Linked DNA regions of Homo sapiens: region 2 is linked to region 1. Evidence: chromatin contacts called from ENCODE Hi-C data. All regions are on one chromosome and are shown on one strand. The core of a region is the stretch at or near the end of the contact, and the rest is flanking DNA. Distances in the headings are between cores, read along the strand shown. Region 1 overlaps LRRC9 (leucine rich repeat containing 9). Region 2 holds the start of CCDC175 (coiled-coil domain containing 175).

What was found. Hi-C counts contacts between places; a loop is a spot of excess contacts on that map. Pooled maps may share reads with other maps.
Region 2: a pooled map shows a loop between it and region 1 (6-fold over the local background). The contact joins the promoter of CCDC175 here to the enhancer-like site in region 1. A Hi-C loop is called at or near these places in 6 of 50 pooled maps.

Annotation. Positions count from the first base shown.
Region 1 is chr14:59,961,417-59,968,700 of GRCh38, reverse strand. It overlaps LRRC9 (leucine rich repeat containing 9), which reads right to left. Exons shown (of 33, transcript NM_001395648.1): 11 at 1,936-2,112; 12 at 1,488-1,605. Among named protein-coding and RNA genes, the nearest start is that of LRRC9, 45 kb to the right of the region's middle. RefSeq lists an enhancer at 3,355-3,414. Within about 2 kb of position 3,485, at least 15 of the 41 ENCODE cell types and tissues checked have a DNase peak (open chromatin) inside an H3K27ac peak, as active enhancers do.
Region 2 is chr14:59,573,793-59,580,394 of GRCh38, reverse strand. It overlaps CCDC175 (coiled-coil domain containing 175), which reads left to right and starts at 3,583. Exons shown (of 20, transcript NM_001164399.2): 1 at 3,583-3,776; 2 at 5,367-5,452. The coding sequence starts at 3,620.

The DNA of each region.
Region 1 (7,284 bases), core at 2,236-4,735:
TCTCTGGACCGAATGTGAGCAATTCACTCTGCCTTGTAAAACCCTGAATTCCTCACCTCCTTCTTACTTCTCCATAAAGTACAATGAGGGCACTCTCACCACCACCCTGCAGTGACAGTACCAACCTCTATGGCCTGAGCTGCTGCAATAGCTCCCCTACATAGTGCCTTGTCATCTGCTTCTACTCCCACCAACCCATTCTCCACTGAGTGGATGGAATGCTTTTTTGGGGAGGTGATATTTTTATTGTGGCAAAATATACATAAGATAGAATGTACCATTTTAGCCATTTTCCAGCATACAATTCAGTGGCATTAGGTACATTCACGTTGTTGTGCAACCATCGCCACCATCCATTTCCAGAACTTTTTCATTATTCCAGACTGAAACTCTGTACCCATTAAACAGTAACTCCCTACCTCCTCCTCTCCCAGAGCCTTTGGTAACCTCTATTCTACTTTCTGTCTCTGAATTTTCCTATTCTAGGTACTTCACATACATGGAATCATACAATATTTTTCCATTTTTGTCTGGCTTATTATTTCTCTAGCATAATGTTTCCAAGGTTCTTCCATGTTGTAGGAAGTTTCGGAATTTCATTTCTTTTTATGGCTGAATAGCATTCCATTGTATGTATATTCCACTTTTGTTTATCCATTCATCTGTTGATGCATATTTGCATTGTTTCTAGTTTTTTTGGCTATTTGAATAGTGATGTCATGAACACTGGTGTACCAATATCCAAGAAATTTTTAATGCATTATCTCACTAAATCCTAACAACAACTCTGCAAAATAGATATTATTATTATCTTCATTTTACAGATAGGAAGAAACAGATTAACAGAGAGGTGAAGTCACATAGCTGGTGAGGAGTGAAATCGGGATCCAAATGCAGGAATATTATCATTTTATGTGTGTCATGATGTGAAAAAGGTTGGGAAGCGCTGCTCTACACCAGTGTGCTACAGCTGCCTTGTCAAGATGGTGGAGGTCTGAGAAAGATTAGTTGGATACTTGGGGCATCAGAAGTGACCAATGATAAAGCAAGATCAGCAGCAAGATGGAGATAGTGAAGTAGAGAATAAAGAAATGGTAGCAGTAAAAGGAAAGCAATAGCTAGAAAGTACAGTGGAGTTAAGTGACTGAATTGCTTCAAGGTGAAGACTGGAGAGTTTACAAAAGATTAAAGATTTATAACCAATTTAAAAAGCAGATTTCAAAACCATCAACAAAAGGAACACAACATAAAAATAAGATGCCTAGAAGGATTACGTAGGGTCAGGCAGTAGTAATTAATGGGCTTACTTTGGTATAATCCAAAGAGGAAAGATGCTATACTTTCCATGATAACACTAAGCTTTTTGTGAAACAGCAGTAGAAATTTACTATAAATATGGATAAAAGGATTGGGAAATCATGCTTAACCAGCGGCAGAGCTCCACTTGCTAGGAAGAAAGCATTATTCTAAATGACATTTTATGCTACCTTGCTTGTTTCACTGTCTTTGAATCCTTTTTCAAGTATTTGTAGAAGATGCTTTTTCTTCACTGAAACTTCAGGATCAAAAACATAAAAAAGGCATTCCAGCATCCTTCGGTAGCTCCTTAAGAATAATTGAAACAGAAAAAGTTTGAGGATTGATTTCACAAAAGCTTAGCCATAGATAAGATAACCATATGTCCTGCCAGGGATATTTGTCATTGACATGCAATGTTCTAGTGTCATTATTAATAGCTCCCCTGCCTTCAACCTCAAAAACAGGCTCAATGTGGATAAATTATGAGGTCATCCTGGCCATGGGAGATGCATAAAAAGGAAACATTTACTAACAAGGTATATGTATATTTTTAATGCTGTAAACTTTTAAAATAGAAATTTTACAAATACAGTCACACTTTTGTAAAGTTGTTCCATAAAGAATTCAGCTTCTTACTCTGAATCATGCATATCTTCATTCTCCAAAAACTTTTGAAATTTCTCTTCGAATTTTAGTCTCAGAATACGGTTGTTAACTTTAATGATGCGTTTTACTTTTACTCCTGTAATACCGTATGTTCTGAAGTCCCAGGCACAAAAACGTGACAGAATTAATTCATAGCAGAAATTAAACCTATGTGGGAATACATACAGAATATACATGAAGAAAATAATAGATTTTCCTTAAAATGTTTAAGAACAGAAAACTACGTGATAAAAGTTATAGCTCATATTTTGTGTCTTTTGCTAAAGATACAGTAATCATATAGTGGCTCCGTTTATTTATTCATTTATTGCACATTTGTTCTGCCTGGAAGACAGGTTGGTTGAGCAATCTTCACTTTCTGAAACACTTTCTTAGCTTCAGGGAAACTTCATACGCCTTCCTCTTATTGGCTGCTCTTTCATAGTTTTCTTGCTGGGTCTTCTCAGACAGACTTTTAGATGTTGAACTGCCCAGGGATCAGCCTTTGGCCTTCCTCTTGCTTCCACGAACACTCTCCCTAGATGATTTCACGTGGTTCCTTGGCTTTATATACATCCTGATAAATTACAACATTTTATTTCTAGTCTTGATCTCTACTCAACTTAGCTGGTTATACCCAGACTTGAATATCCAACTACCTACTTGGTATGTCCATCTGCATGTTAAACAGGTGACTCCAACCTAACATAACTAACACTGCACCCCAAACCTGCTCCTCTGAGTATTTTCCATCTCAGTATATGGCACCACCATTTAACTGATAGCTTAAGTCAAAACCGTAGGAATAATCCTCTCCTTTCTTCCTCACCAGTATCTTTTTTTTTTTTTTTTTTTTTTTTTTTTTTTTTTTTTTGAGGCGGAGTCTCGCTCTGTCGCCCAGGCTAGAGTGCAGGGGCGCCATCTCCACTCACTGCAATCTCCGCCTCCCGGGTTCACGCCATTCTCCTGCCTCAGCTTCCCGAGTAGCTGGGACTACAGGCGCCCGCCATCACGCCCGGCTAATTTTTTGTGTTTTTAATACAGACGGGGTTTCACCGTGTTAGCCAGGATGGTCTCAATCTCCTGACCTCGTGATCCGCCCACCTCGGCCTCCCAGTGCTGGGATTACAGGCGTGAGCCACCGCGCCCGGCCCCAGTATCTAATTCTTTAGCAAGTCCGCCTGGCTCTACATCTAAAATCCATCCTGAATGTGATCGTGTTTCATCATCACCACTGTTACCATCCTAATCCAAATCACCACGATCTCTCATTGGACTACTGAAATAACTTCCTGACAATGAATACGGATGTGAAAGAGGCATTGTCTGCTCTAATGAAGCCTAAACAAGTAAAGCCAGAAATAAAATTTCTAAACTGAAAAAGGCTCTGAAGAGAAGCTTGGGGTAAGGAATGCAAAGGGGACCTACTTAAGATAGGGCCTTGGGGACGACCTTTCAGAGACGTTAAGATATTTGATCTGAAAATTGGAGGAGGAGGAGCAGGGGCCAGCTGTGTGAAAATAACACTGAAGTGCTTGTTTGCTCTCTGCTGCCCTCACCTGGCCATACGCATAAAATTCCGGTCCTGTCTAGCACAGAACCTAGATTAAGATGAGATTGAAAAACGGATCATTTTGAGAAGGAAGTAAATGGTCTTATAAGGAATACATTTGCCTTTAATGAAAGATCTAGGTCCTCACCTACATAATCAACCAGGGTCTGAAATGGGTGTGAGCTAAGGTCACAGAGGTGAGCTTCCTGATGGGTAGTCTCTCCTTGAGCCTAATAGCTGAGCTCCTAACTTAGGGCATCTATATTTCTCACAAGCAAATACTTAATCAATGCAGCCAGGATCTTATAAATTACTTCTCCCTTAGAGTTGAAAGGAGAGCTGCCTAAACCAAACTAATCCCAGAGGAGCTCGCAGTCTGGTAGAGGAGACAGATATGAATAGTGTTGCAATCAAGCATGATGCCTGCTAACCAGTTTAGAGTACCTACAAAACAGCCACATTAGCATCTGAGGTGGGGAAGCTACTGCCCCTCCTATAGAGGGATCATTTGCTGGGCCTAAATCTGTCAAATTTCCCCTAAGTAACATGTCCTGGAAGCTTTCTGCACTCTGATAGAAACTAGGGCTGTAGGCGTTTTAGATAAAGTTTTTGCTATATAGGGGATATTGGGCTTGAGGCGTCTCATGAATGGGTGGAAGGAATGAATAAACAATACCTAGCTCCTAGGCTGGTTCCCCAGGAAGGCAGGAGCTATGAAGTGTGATTTTTTCATGGAGATTTTATGTTGCCCAGGAATTCAGCAGCTGAGCAATGATGAAGTAAGTGTGAGGTATGCAAAAGCATTCTGGGTGAAGGAAACAGAACAAACAAAACCACTTATGTGGTGGAGTACTGCGTTTGCTTCAAGAGCAGTGCGGTACACAGTTCAGCTGACTTTAAAAGAGTTGAACAGAAGTTATGATAGTCTAAAACTATACAGTGGAGAACACTGATCCTTTACTGTAGGTGAAGAGTCTGCCAATAAAACAAAACAAAAGCCTTTGCAGCCATTTGTTACCTTCCAAATTACATTCAGACTCTTCACCTACAGTAGAGGATTCAATATTCTCCACTGTATGGTCTCTAAACTAATCATAACTCCTGTTCAAATCCTTTAGAGTCAGCTGAACTGTGTACCTTACCCTCATTCATTCAGTGGTACTTGAAGGTATAAACATTCACAATGATATATATCAATGACTAATATATTCAGTTACACAGAAAGATGCCTACACATTTTGTTAATATACAATAATGTGCTCATTTAGCAAATGTAGGCTACACACGTTTTTAAATGTTTGAAGCTTAATGTAATCTATTAAAATATACTTTATAATCCTATATAAAGGTTTAATAAATACTTTTACAGGCTTACTGACTTAAATCAACAGTTTCAAAGCCCTGTAAAACAGAAAGTTTCTGCTTATGTAGCTCCTTGAGATAGTATAGCATGAAATCTTTATAAAGAGGCAGATTAATTACTGAAAGTCATTATATACACCAAAGCAAAACTGTTGTGTATCTATAAAGTGATATGGAAGCTTCAACTAGTAAATATGTACTGGGCTATTAATCCAGTCCCATGCTAGATGTTATGTCTTATAAGACACAAAACATCATATCTTCCCCAAAGGAACTTACAGAGTCACTTATATATTGTTTTGTCGTATTTTAAAGGTGTTTTTTTTTTTTTAGTTGTAAATACACTGTATCTATGACCAGGCTGACAGCTTCTCAGGCACAAGGACAGCATCTTTTATGCTTTGAAGTCCCTACTTGATAAATGTTGTATGATGTCAATGGGTAACTCAATTGGCAACACATCGGTAAATAATACAAATCTATAATAATAAAGGTATAGTAGCAACAATCCACTCAACTAGCATGTCTCTATAAAATAAGATTTTTGTAAACTGGAAAATATAATAATTTTATTTCATAAAAGAAATGAAGCTAAGAGATAATGACATACAATTAGAAACATGCAGTGTTTTGTTGTTGTTAAAGACATAAAGATAATTTTAACAGAAAATCTTTCAGTCCTAGTTCTACTGAAATACTTTTTATTTAAATACTGAATCCTTAGCCTTAAAAATATTAATAGGAGAAGTCAGTGTTTAAATAAAACAACTAGAAATGTAGCATAGCAATTTAAAGCACTTAGTAGTTATTTCTTAACATACATAAAAGATCAGAGGAAAAGTAGCCAAGCTTGCAGTATGCTAAAACTAAAAAACAGTACTTTAAATTCTGCTAACATATATTTGATATATTCCTTAAAACAAATCAAAGTTACTCTTATTAAAACCAAGTAAACAGGTTAATGCTAATCAAAATCCATCAAAGCTATCTAATTTACTATCAGGCTGACATAGTTATCTAAATGGCTTTTTGGTCATTTTGCTTTTACATTTTTTTTTTTTTCACTAATCCACTTGTTGCAAAGAGTTTCCTCTGCAATAATTTAAAAAGAAACAAATAATTTTTAAAAATCCTGTTTGGAGCTGGGCACAGTGGCTCATGCCTGTGATCTCAGCACTTTGGGAGGCCGAGGTGGGAAGATCACTTGAGGCCAGGAGTTTGAGACCAGCCTGGCCAACATGGCAAAACCCCGTCTCCACTAAAAATACAAAAATTAGTGGGTGTGGTGGCATGCACCTATAATCTTAGCTACTCGGGAGTCTGAGGCAGGAGAATCGCTTGAACCTGGGAGGCAGAGGTTGCAGCGAGCTGAGATCGGGCCACTGCACTCCAGTCTCGGGGACACAGCGAGACTCTATCTCAAAAAAAAAAAATCCTGTTTAGGTTGAGTGAATATAAATGTGCACCCAGTAGAGACACACCATTCAGTTTTTGCACTTGAAAAATCAAGGCCTTTACTTGTTTACATGGGAGCTGGATGAACACCTTTTATATCTTTGTATATAAAAATCAAAAAATGTGGTTAAGCAAACAGTAGTAACTGCTGGGCAAATGGATGTACTAATACAAAGGAAAGTATTTTCAAAGGCCTCTTTTTCCCTTGCGAAGAGCTTCTTACACTTTTCCATCAGAGTTCTCCCAAGACCTTTGAGAAGCTTTTACTCACAGAGGTGAGAAAAAAGCCATGTCTAATAGAAATCAGGGGACTTGGTTTAAAGTAACCCATAACAATAACAGTTTTTTTTTCTAAAAAGTTAGTGTAAGTTTTACATTCTACACTATAAAAATTAGTATTTATTTTGACATTGACTTCAAGTAAAATCATGCTCCAGGGTTATGTGCCAAGTCCATTCTATAGTTTGACATGTCTCCTGGTGTATTTCCATGTACCCAGTTCCTATTGTGTGGCTCTAGAGCAATCTTTCTCTGTTTCACAGGCTCTTCAGTTCTGAAAAAATGACTCAGAAATGTGAAAGTGATACTTAACAATATTTTTCTTCAAGACTTTTTTTAAGGGTAATTTGAAATTGTGCCCCTCTAATTGAAGCAACACAACCACTTCCTAGTATCTACTAGTAGGCCTTGGTTCTAAAGCCTGGCTGTCTGCTTTCTGCTTGATTCTGGTGTCTCTCCATTTTTGTTGATACAAGCTTTTGACCTGAATTCCTGGTATAAGCATATACTTTATGCTAACATGTAGTGTTCGTGTGCACCCTGACTGTAGCTATCTCTAAACAGTGGGTTCCACTCTGACCACAGACCTACAGAAGATTTGCTAGACAGTCTCCTCCCATGTTGGCAACCTGCTGTTGCCAATCCTGCTTTGGCATTCCTGCTCTCTTCCAGTTTCTCAACCAATATTCAGA
Region 2 (6,602 bases), core at 2,334-4,833, 390 kb after region 1:
CATGCCTGTAATCCCAGCACTTTGGGAGGCCAAGGCAGACGGATCACCTAAGGTCAGGAGTTCAAGACCAGCCTGGGAAACACAGGGAAACCCCATCTCTACTAAAAATACAAAAATTAGCTGGGCGTGGTGGCGGGTGCCTGTAATCCTAGCTACTCAGGAGGCTGAGGCAGGAGAATCACTTGAACCCAGGAGGCGGAGGTTGCAGGGAGCCAAGATGGCGCCACTGCACTCCAGCCTGGGTGACAAGAGTGAGACTCCGTCTCAAAAAAAAAACAAAAAACAACAACAAAAAAAACAACTCTTGTGATTACATTGGGCCCACCTGGACAATCTAGGCTACTTTCCTCATCTCGGAGTTTACTGATTAACAATCTTAGTTTCCTCTACAACCTTAATTACCCCTTACCAGGTAACCTAATATATTCACAAGTCTCAGGGATTAGGATGTGGACATTTTGAGGAGGCATTATTTTACCTATTACATCTATAATTTCACTAACCAGGAATAACTACAGGTAACATTTTAGTGAACAATTCTTCTCAGACCATTTTCTATGCATATGTTTATAGAGATATACCTATATACATCTCTATAGATATATGGACTTGTAAAAATTAAATATTAATTGAATACTGTACATTTCTTTTTCAACTTGCTTTTCCCACTTTATACATATGTATGTGTATGTACATGTAAATTTCTACCCATTATTCTTAATAGGTACCCTATTATTACTTTATCATTAGTGTTTTTTAAGTATCTACCATGTGCTCACTTAATTTAATCCTTTGAACAATCCTATGAACTGAGAACTCCTATCACCGTCACCACCCCTTTAGAGCTGAGACACTGGCAGCATGAGCTGGGAGGCTGTCTCAGGAGATACTCCATCCAATCAGTAGTGGAACGCATTTAAATCCACCAGAACCCAAGCTCTTAACCACATGGCGGATTGCCTTCTAGATTGTTCCACTGCATGGATGTCCCATAAATTACTTAACAACAGTGTCCTACTGTAGATCATTTGGGCTATTTTTCAGTATTTAAAACAGGACTGCAATAAACAAGTTCATACCTATGCCCATGGACAAACCTGTGATTATTTCTTTAAGAACAATTCTTAGAAGAATTACTGTATGTCAAGGCTCCTTACACAAATTTCCAAATTGTCCTTCAGATAGTATGCATATTCCCAGTGTCAATACTTTGAAGTATTATTCTTTTTAATCTTAATATTATGAGAAAATGAGAGTATTATTTTTCTTTGAATGCTAATGAGGGTAAATGTTCTTTCCGTATGTTTCTCGGAATTTTTTTTCTTTTATTAAGTGATGATTCATGTTGTTTGCCTAGATTTCTATTTCAGAATTTATAAAGTTTCCTTTGAAAAATTGTGGTTGAATTTTGTACAGGGCATCCCATATAAAAGGAACCATGAGACAAGTTAGAAGCTGATCATCTCTCACAAAATATTTAATTTATAAAAATTAAATATTAATTGAATACTGTACGTTTCTTTTTCAACTTGCTTTTCCCACTTTATACATATGTATGTGTATGTACATGTAACTTTCTCACAAAGTTCAGGGAAAAAGAAAGTATTAGAGACATGAAGGGAAATAGAGAAATGTAAGAAAATCTGTAACAAATCCAGTAAGTGGGGAGGACACAAAATGCCCCCTTAAGATTAGCCTTTATTCATAGATAATGGAGAGCAATGTGATCCAAATGATGCGATATGTAAGAAGAGTCTTCTGGTGACAGCTTAAGGGTTGCCTTGAAGTAGTCCAGTCTAGATATTTCCAGAAGAGAGAAGTATATCACAAGGAATTTGTTACAAGGGGTATAGAAGCCAAAGGGTAAGAAGATAAAGAAGACCCCAGACATCAGAGCTGCCATAACACCTGTACTGTACGCACAAGCTCACATATAGTGCTGAGCAGCTGGAGACTGCTGGAGTCACTTGGCTCCTACTCCTGCCACTTCTAGAGCCACCAAAACTGCTGGGACCTACAGTCAACTGTAGCCTGAAACTACCACTTCTGGAGGCAGAAATGCATGATTTCTCGGCCTTCTAATCTCCCTCAAGTGTTTCCCATTAGTGGAACTTACCAAGAAAACAGGTGGCAAGGACATCCAGGAAATTTCATATCCAGTCTTCTTACTCCTGCCACACAGAGGAGGGCCCAGAAGGGCAGGAACAGATTTGAATACCAATAGACCAAATCCAGCAAAAAAGGAGGATGTTGTCCAGGATGGTTTCCAACACCAAAATATGGCACTCCCTGGATGAAGGAGGCCTGGATTCTAGAACTAGTTCTGCTACTGGTATGCTGTGTCCCCTCCAAGGCAGTGTTGCACAGTGGTTTAGGATGTAGCTCAGTGCCCTCACTTGCAAAGCAGGCAATAATACCTAGCTCAAAAGATTATTTGTGAGGGTTAAATGGGGTACTGCAAAGTATTTAAAACAGTGCCTGGAACAAAATAAGCATTTAACAATTGATAGCTATTGTCATTGTTACTATCATTCTAATTTCAATTTTGCCATCTGTAGAGAAAAGAAGAGGAGGGTTGAATCACCTTTGCTTCTCTCTAACCCACCAGAGGAAAAGGAACTGACAGACTCAACCTAAGCCTCATGCTAAGCTGAATTTTGGAGATGCAGAGAAAAATGAATAATATCCTCCTGTCCCCGTCATCACAGAGCTCACAGTTCGATGGGAAGACAGAGAAAAATCACTATGATTCAAGGCAAAATGTGCTCAGTGATGTACTAGATACAAGGAAAGTTCTAAATTAGTACAAAAGAAGGTTTTGTAGCATAGTAGAAAGAGTCATACAGACTTCACTTTATTATTTTATTTTATTATTTTGAGATGGAGTTTAGCTCTTGTCGCCCAGGCTGGAGTGCAATGGCGAGATCTCGGTTCACTATAACCTTTTCCTCCCGGGTTCAAGCGATTGTCCTGCCTCAGCCTCCTGAGTAGCTGGGACTACAGGCACGCGCCACCACGCCCGGCTAATTTTTGTATTTTTAGTAGAGATGGGGTTTCACCATGTTGATTAGGCTGGTTTTGAATTCATGACCACAGGTGATCCTCCCGCCTTGGCCTCCCAAAGTGCTGGGACTACAGGCGTGAGCCACCTCGCCCGGCCCAGACGTCACTTTAAATCCAATATTATCCTCTTGTGGTCTTGAGCCGTTCATTTAGTCGCCCGCGCCTCAGTTTACGTGTCTGTAAAAGTGGAGGTACTAAAAGAGCCTGCTCACAAAGTCCTTGTGAAGATTAAGTGAGCTACTGTATATAAAGGTTCTCCTGCAGTATCCGGCACAAAGATGCGCTCAAAAGTGATCATTATTATGATTCCAGTGGCCCACAAAAAAGATACAGGCCTGAACTAACGCAATGGAAATTGAAAGGGGAAAAATTAGCTAAAGAGAGAGTCATTCTTCCCAGACTGCTTAATTATCGTGGATAAAATTAGAGAACCAGGAGGGTACCTACTAGAGGTGCGGGCCACGAGGGGGCGCCCCACGACCTCGGTGTCCTCGTTGCCCGTGGCAACCGGCAATCCTTGGCTCTGGCTTAGGAGGCGCTCAAGTAGAGCGGCAAAATGGCCCTGAGCCCCTGGACCCCAGGGCTGGGCGCTGGCGAGAAGCTGGTGCAGGCGGCTGCCGTCTCCACTGGCCCCTCCCTGGAGTTATGCACCTTACCCTCCACCCTGGGCTCCTCGGTCGCGGTCGAGGCGCTGGAGCAGCTGTTTGTTGTGGGTAAGACGCCCCTCGGGCGCTGGAAGGGACGTCTCCTCAGAGGTGGCGCTTAGGAGGCACTCAGCGGGAACCCTGAGCGGGGACTCTCCTCCCGGAACCAGGGCATCACTGGGCAGGGCAGAGCCTTCTCCCCGCTCCTTGGAGGCTGGGGAGAGAGAGGTGGCGGGTGGGACCAAGTGCCCAGATCTCCTGCCCTAGCGCAGCTGAGGTGACTTCGCTCAACCCTCAGTAGTAGTTAAATTACTGAGGTGACAAATCCGGGACTCCCAAGCCACTGCCCTATGCCTGCGACCTGATTACACACCTGCATTTAGATTATGCCTTCGATTTCAGTTCTCTTCTTGCCGTTCCTTTACAAGTTAACTTCCTCCGACATTTTGCCGTGGCAAACTGGAGAATTTAACAAGCAAATAGGAAAGGGAGTGTTTAAGAGGCTTCTGTTGTGTTGAGCAAGAAAAATTAGATGTAAAGGGTTGTTTAGGAGATTCTAATAGAAAATGACCTTGGATAGGGCCAGGTTAAAGTATTTTTCAGTTAGAAAGCTGAACCTGTAATCAAGTCACTTAAGCTTAAGGTAAGACAATCCAAGAAAGGGTGTTTCTTGTTCGGTGCAAAAACCGTTTAGGCCAAACAACAAAACATTTCAGTGCTTCACTAGAATCATCCCATTTCTTCAAGATAATCGTATTGATTTATGTTACAATGTTACTATTAATTTGGGATAGTTTTTATTTTCCTTCTTAAATGCGCTAGGTTAATTTCACAATTCTTAGCAAATATGCTTGGGTAAATGTTATCATGAAGAATGTTGGCCGGGCGCGGTGGCTCATGTCTGTAATCCCAGCACTTTGGGAGGCCGAGGCGGGTGGATACCTGAGGTCAGGAGTTTGAGACCAGCCTGGCCAACATGGTGAAACCCCGTCTCTACTAAAAATACAAAAATTAGCCGGGCGTGGTGACGCACGTCTGTAATCCCAGCTACTCGGGAGGCTGAGGCAGGAGAATCCGTTGAACTCAGAAGGCAGAGGTTGTGGTGAGCCGAGATGGTGCCACTGCACTCCAGCCTGCGCGACAGAGCGAGACTCCGTCTCAAAAAAAAAAAAAAAAAAAAAAGGAATGTTACCCACTGAGGAGACCTAAAGTTATTAAGACCTAAATTATTCACATGTATCTGAGGTCACTGTCAATGACAGACCTAGAACCTTGAACTCTTTTCATACTTGATCTCTAGATCGGCATGCCAATGCAACCCTAGTACTTATGTACAAATACATTTTTCTGTTAATGTCTAGACACTCAGAACATATTTCATAGGAAAAAAAAATCATTACACCCTCTTGCCCTGAGTTATAAAATATTAATATGTAAATCTCCAGCACATTTGTCCTCAAGGAGCATAAAATATATACCTAAATTATAACATTATGGAATAGGAAATAAGTACAAAAGAGATTAGTGTAATGTACAATAAAAATTCAGAGACTGAAGATGTAACTTCCAGCCGAGTAAGCATTTGAGCTAGATCATAAAAGGTTAAGTAGGATTTGGATAGATAAATAAGAGATCTTTATTTTCTAATTTTTTTTTCAGAACAATCACTGCAAAGTGACTATTTTAAATGTAATGAAGAAGCTAAGATCTTTCTTAAGGACATTGCTGTAGCTGTTAAGAAATTGGTATTGTATTATCTATAAGAACCATTTCTTCAATCTTCCACATATTTCTTCAAACTTTCATTTCGCACCAATTCTGTTCAAAGTATTAAGTAGATGACTAGGGAATATAGTTACCCTGAACTTAAAAATATTTTTCTCTCAATTTTGTAAGGATTTGCACAATTATTGATCAACTGTGGATTGTTACTTGATTTTCCATGAAGAAAACTAAATTATGGGCTTATGGCTGTGGATGAGGGCAAGCTCATTTAGAGAAAGCAATGTGGGTGATAATACGGTTCAGTTAAGAGGTGGACCACATGGGCAAATGCTTGGGACACCAATATATAAGCATTGCTTAAAACAAACAAACACACAATCTCTGGAATAAATTGCAAGCATGGTGCTAATTAACTCAGTTCTCTGTAAGCAATTCCTTGCATAACTGGTCAAAGATTATTTGACATATGTTCCACTGAAGTAGACGGTACTGTTAGTGAAAACAAAGAGAAACTCTTTCAATTACACTTAACTGGCCCCTATCAAAGACATGTTGAAGAAATATTTAAAGAATTTCCTTCTGAGGTGTCACAGACATCTCTGTTCGGCCAAGGATCACATTGACAATGCTTCCTTGGCACAGTCAGAGTAGTGAAGGCTCTCCATTTTATTTAAAAATATTGGATAAGAATTTACTACATATCAAATTGCTAAAAATGTTGAAATATGGCTGTAAATGAGTTTGAATCCACAGACTGCTGATAAAACTCTTACTACTTTATATTTTATATAATTATACACATATATATATCTATACTACATAATCATACTTTACAATCCTACTTGAGTAGGTACACGTAAACACTGAGGGATCATGTGTGTTGTGCAGCTCTGTGGTGCTGTGAAAACATTTTTCCCTGCTTGGTTCTTTCTTTCAGTTATGTCTTTCGCTAGGATTTTAAGAGGCCAAAATATTTATTGTGGTTAAAGTATCTAGTCTGTATTCATTTAATATCTGAGCCGTGAAATCTCTTAAACAACAGAGATCAGGCTGGGTATGGTGGCTCACGCCTGTAATCCCAGCACTCCGGGAGGCCAGGATGGGTGGATCACTTGAGGTCAGGAGTCTGAGACTAGCCTGGCCGAGACATGGTGAAACTCCATCTCTACT